Linked DNA regions of Homo sapiens: region 2 is linked to region 1. Evidence: read pairs that join two places in POLR2A ChIA-PET (ENCODE). Cell type or tissue: OCI-LY7. All regions are shown on one strand. Each heading gives the region's core, and the rest is flanking DNA. Links, peaks and the distances in the headings are about the cores only. Region 1 overlaps SLCO3A1 (solute carrier organic anion transporter family member 3A1). Region 2 has its middle 33 kb from the start of CHASERR.

Region 1 (2,921 bases), core at 274-2,773:
CAGAGATGATCAACACCACGGTTTATGCATCATCTCATCCTTTTCTCCCCAGCAGATGTTTTCTCTCTTCCCTAGTCAGAAGAAGAGAATATAGGGATAACTACTCAGGTGTTTTTTTCTAGATGTGGTGATATTGATGAAAACTCTCAGAATGTTTATTTATTCACTGTTTTGTCTTCCTGAGGGTGTTTGACTCAGGGCTCTGAGCCTTGCCACACTGGATTCTTTTTCCTTTATTTTATTTCCCAGGCACCTTTTGACTTTATGACACTGGGGTGTGCTCATTTTGTTTTTTTTTGGTTTTTTTTTTTTTTTTTTTTGGCTGATAAGTGTTTTATTTCAGGTTTAATTTTTTTTTAATTCAAATTTAGGAAGAGTGAGATTTTATACAGAGGTTTAATTCTACCATTTTAACTGGGAAATGTCTAGCAACATTTGAAAAGATTGTGTAATATTCCATTGTATTCCATTTCCCTATTTCTGTATGGTAGGTTGCTTATGGTTTTGTTTTGCTGATACAAATTCTGGTTGCTCATTTCTTTTCATTGTTTTGCTTTTCAGAATTACAAAATGGGATGATGAGTTCAAGGGATTGGTCACAAAAGATGTGGGGAGTCAAATCCTCTGTGGAAAGGGGAATTGCCTTCGTCGAGGATGTGGTGTGTGCCCGGGAGGACACAAGCAGTCTGATCGAACTCTCACACAAATCCCATGCAGTAGATGTCATTATTTCTCTTTTCCGTATAAGGAAATAGGGCTCACTTCTAGAAGTTAAAGAATGTGCTGGATGGGCACGGTGGCTCACGCCTGTAATCCCAGCACTTTGGGAAGCCAGTGCGGGCAGATCACGAGGTCAGGAGTTCGAGACCAGCCTGGCCAACGTGGTGAAACCCCTTCTCTACTAAAAATACAAAAAAATAGCCGGGCATGGTGGCAGTTGCCTGTAATCCCAGCTACTCGGCGGGCTGAGGTAGGAGAATCACTTGAACCCGGGAGGCGGATAGGTTGCAGTGAGCCGAGACCATGCCACCGCACTCCAGCCAGGGCAACAAAATGAGACTCCGTCTCAAAAAAAAAAAGAAAAGAAAAAAGAAGAAAGAAAGAACGTGCCCAAGCCCAAGTTGGCACAGCTAGTGTTTGATCTTGAGTCTCTTGGTTCCAGCTCTAAATTCCCTTCTCTTTGATCACACCACGCCTTGAAAAAATTCGCAGCTGAATGCTTCAGTGTCTTGAGTGTGTTGATATTATTTTAACATGTTACCACCTGTGAGAGAACACTGTTCTCACTCTCTCTTTTAAACTGAGGGAAAAGGTAATGAACATTGAACATGACTTTACTGGGACCAGAGAATAACTTCACCAGGGCCAGAGAATCTGTTCTCTGTTCCCTTCCTCCCCTTTAGGGCATGGTGGCGTCTGTAAGTGACAAGAGTGCTCTGAAAAAGACCTGTTATACATTCCAGGGCTGGTCACAGGGCCCCTGCTCCTGGCATGCAGCTACCTGCGTGCTCAGCACTCACCTGCGTTCCTGATTTGAACAGCCAGCCACTCAAACACATGGGCCATTATGTAATATTTCTGCCATAACAATTCCCACAAAATTACAGAGTGTTCTGTGTCAGTGTGAACAGACACTCTAATTAGTGTTTACTTGTTCAACAAGCGATCATTTTTCAAAATTTTAGTGCAAAATTACATTTACCTTATTCAAAAAGTATTCCACAGCGCTGAGTAACATGTTGATGTTTGCCAAAAGATGCTGATGGGAGAGCCATCTATTTACTGTGGGTGTCAGTTTTCTCCTCGAAAACAAAAGTGAGTACCATGCCATCTTACATGTGTGGAGTGTTCAGCCAGTTTCAGTGTTGTGGGATTATGTCATTTCAGACTGACAGCAACCCTGGGACATCTGTGGGGCAATTTTGCCCCACTTTTGTTTTTAATTCTATTATGACGAAACAAAAAAGTAGAAATTATAGTACAGTGGACACCCATGTACTCACCACCTAGGACTGACTAGTTGTTAAGATTTGACACATTTGCTTCATATATACAGCTACATTCATACACACACACACACACACACACACACACACACACATACATACATACATACTTTATTTCAGGACCATTTTAAAGTAAATTATAGAAATGATGACACTTCACACCTAAATACTTCAGTATACCTCTTCATAAACTATGGTCATTTCCCTATAAAACTGCAACCCTACTATCACTCCTAACAAAATTAAGTAGTCCCTAATTTCAATTAATACTTCCTACATATCAGATTTCTCCAAAATGTTCCCAAAATATCTCTATCGCAATTGCCATTTCTAGCTCTATACCTAGCTTTCTCTGGAACTATTTATTTGTTTATAAACAGCCACAAACCAATTCAAGATCATACATTTCATTTGTTCTATGATTTTGTGTCATTTCCTTTGTTTTTTTTCTTTATTGTGGAAAATTACACATAAAATTTACCATCTTAATCATTTTGAAGTGTACAGTGAACTCAGTGGTGTAGTAGTCCCCCTTGCTCTTGGGGGATATGTTCCAAGACCCCTGATATGGATGCCTGGAACCTTGGATAGTACTAAATGCTATATATGATATGGTTTTTCCTATATGTATATACCTATGATAAAGTTTAATTTATAAATTAGGCACAGTAAGATTAACAACAATAATAATTCAACATAATTATAACAATATGCTGTAATAAAAGTTATGTGAATGTGGTCTCTCTCAATACATCTTACTGTTGCTCACTATTTTCTGACTGTAGTTGACCTCAGGTAACTGAAAACTTGGAAGTGAAACTCTGGATAAGCGGGGACTCCTACATTAAGTATATTCACAACGTTGTGCAACTATCACCACCATCTACCTCTGGAACTCTTCTTCCCAGAGGGAAA
Region 2 (2,921 bases), core at 159-2,658, 980 kb after region 1:
ATTTCAGTTAATTTCATTCTAGGAATTAGAAATGCATTTTGTAGAGCTTTGACACTATGTTTATGGGAGCATTTCAGATCTAATAGGATCTAAGATAAGAGGAACTGCTGAATACGTACTTAAAAGCACCCATTGTCTGGAGGCATTATGGAGGCCTGAGCTAAAACATCATTTTTGCCCCTTTTTTTAATCTTCGGAGAACAAGGCAGGACCTTGGAAAAGGAGGGCTGGAGGCATTCATGGGCCAGGATGCCACTGAAGCAGAGGAAGAATACCATCAAGCTAGATATGAGAACCTGCAATGACAACTGCCCAGGTACTGGGAGGGTGGGCGGTGGAAGCCATGTGATCAGAGCAATGGGGATGGAACCACTTGGGTAACCACTGCCATGCTGGTAATAAAGTGCAGCTTACACGGAAGTGTGACAGTTGAGTGAAACAAAGCACTCTACTCCACTGGCATTGGTGGTAGCGGGAGGGGACACTCCTGCTTCCAGGTACTTTTCTGGGCAGAAGTAAAGTTGGACGTGCTTTCCTCTCAGCCTATTCAATAAGACAGGTCAGTTCTTGGGCTCCTAGACACCCACTGTTGTGGGAATGAGAGTAGTCACAATTACCTTTCCTACGTAACGCGTCATCTGAGGTCCACAGAGTGTAGGTCTTTCATTTGGACAATGCATTACAGTTATCTGCTAAGAAAAATGTATTCACAGATGTTTTGGGTTAAACCGTATCCCTGCCACCCTCCCCCTGAAATTCGTATGTTGAAATCCAAACTCCCAGTGACCTCAGAATGTGACCTTCTTTGGAAATATTTGGAAACTGCAAATGTGGTTAGTTAAGATGAGGTCATACTGGAGTAGGGTGGGCACCTACTCCGACATAACTGGGGTCCTTATCAAAAGTGGAAATTCAGACATAAACACTGCTCACAGAGATAATGCTTTGTAAAGAGGAAGGCGGAGATAGGGGTGACGCTTCTACAAATCAAGGAACACCAAAGATAGCAAACCACCAGAGGCAGCCAGGCACAGTTGCTCGGGCCTGTAATCCCAGCACTTTGGGAGGCCAAGGCAGGCAGATCACCTGAGCTCAGAAGTTCGAGACCAGGCTGGCCAACATGGTGATAACCCATCCCTACTAAAAATACAAAAATCAGCCCGGCGTGGTGGTGGGAGCCTGTAATCCCAGCTACTCCGGAGGCTGAGGCAGGAGACTAGCTTGAACCGGGGAGGTACAGGTTGCAGTGAGCTGAGATCGCACCACTGCACTCCAGTCTGGGTGACAGAGTGAGACTGTCTCAAAAAAAAAAAAAAAAAAACCACCAGAAGCTAGGGGAAGAGGCATGCAAACGACTCTTCCTCACAGCCTCAGAAGGAACCAACCCTGCCTACACCTTAGTCACAGACTTCTGATCTTCAGAACTTCAAGACAATACATTTCCCTTGTTAAACCACTGCCTGTGGTACACTGTTACAATTACCCTAGGAAACTAATATGACATGAAAGCGTGTCCGGAATTTGTTCCTTCCAGTGGGTTCTTGCTTACTTCAAGAATGAAGCCGTGGACCCTCGCGGTGTTACAGTACTTAAAGATGGTGTGTCCACGGCCGGGCGCGGTGGCTCATGCCTGTAATCCCAGCACTTTGGGAGGTCGAGGTGGGTGATCACAAGGTCAGAAGTTCGAGACCAGCCTGGCCAATATGGTGAAACCCTGTCTCTACTAAAAATACAAAAAAATTAGCCGGGCATGGTGGTACATGCCTGTAATTCCAGCTACTCAGGAGGCTGAAGCAGGAGAATTGCTTGAGTCCCAGAGGCAGAGGTTGCAGTGATCTGAGATCACGCCACTGCACCACAGCCTGGGTGACAGAGTGAGACTCCGCCTCAAAAAAAAAAAAAAAAATGGTGTGTCCGGAATTTGTTCCTTCAGATGTGTCCAGAATTTCTTCCTTCTGGTGAGTTCATGGTCTTCCTGACTTTAGGAGTGAAGCCGCAGACCTTCCCAATAAGTGTTAAGGCTCTTAGAGGTGGCACGTCTGGAGTTGTTAGTTCCTCCCGGTGGGTTCATGGTCTGGCTAACTTCAGGAGTGAAGCTGCAGACCTCCACAGTGAGTATCACAGCTCATAAAGGTAGTGCAGACCCAAACACTGAACAGTGTTAAGATTTACTGTGAAGAAGGAAAAAACCAACCTTCCACAGCCTGCACAGGCATCCAGGCCGATGCCGCTGTTGGCCCGTGTGGCCAGCTTTTATTCCCTTATTTGGCCCTGCCCACATCCTGCTGATTGGTCCATTTTACAGAGAGCTGATTGGTCCATTTTACAGAGTGCTGATTGGTGCATTTTTACAGAGTGCTGATTGGTGCATTTACAAATCTTTAGCTAGACACAGAGTGCTGATTGGTGTGTTTACAATCCTCTAGCTACATAGAAAAGTTCTCCAAGTCCTTCCTCCACCCAGGAAGTCCAGCTGGCTTCACCTCTCAGAAGCGTATATTAGCTTTTTTTTTCAAACTAAGGAAAAGGTTTTGGAAATTGATTCAACTTCTGATTTTTAAGTAATAATTTTTTTTTCGCTTTGCTAATGAATAAACAGAAGTTTTTATGTAGTTATCATGTAAAGAAACAACAGGTTCCTTAATGAGATGGTTTGAAGATGCATTTTTTTTTTTTTTTTTTTTTTTTTGAGATGGAGTCTGGCTCTGTCATCCAGGCTGGAGTGCAGTGGTGTGATCTTGGCTTACCGCAAACTCTGCCTCCCGGGTTCAAGCGATTCTCCCGCCTCAGCCTTCCCAGTAGCTGGGACTACAGGCGTGCGCCACCATGCCCGGCTAATTTTTGTATTTTTAGTAGAGAGGAGGTTTCACTATGTTGGCCAGGCTGGTCTCGAACTGCTGACCTCGTGATCCACCCACCTC

What was found. Peaks named below come from ENCODE experiments on the same cell type or tissue, not always from the same donor. Only the 100,000 strongest peaks of a DNase experiment are listed, where the experiment ranks them.
Region 2: POLR2A ChIA-PET joins it to region 1 with 7 read pairs; 2 of 35 experiments call an interaction of 5 or more read pairs at or near these places.

Annotation. Positions count from the first base shown.
Region 1 is chr15:91,871,466-91,874,386 of GRCh38, forward strand. The region is part of intron 1 of SLCO3A1 (solute carrier organic anion transporter family member 3A1); the gene reads left to right. Among named protein-coding and RNA genes, the nearest start is that of SLCO3A1, 19 kb to the left of the region's middle. In OCI-LY7, for the core only: no CTCF peak of the experiment used is centred there; no DNase peak of the experiment used is centred there.
Region 2 is chr15:92,848,138-92,851,058 of GRCh38, forward strand. No RefSeq gene overlaps it. Among named protein-coding and RNA genes, the nearest start is that of CHASERR, 33 kb to the right of the region's middle. RefSeq lists an enhancer at 1,435-1,524. In OCI-LY7, for the core only: no CTCF peak of the experiment used is centred there; DNase peaks (open chromatin) are centred at 1,384 and 2,146; H3K27ac peaks cover 1,509 bases.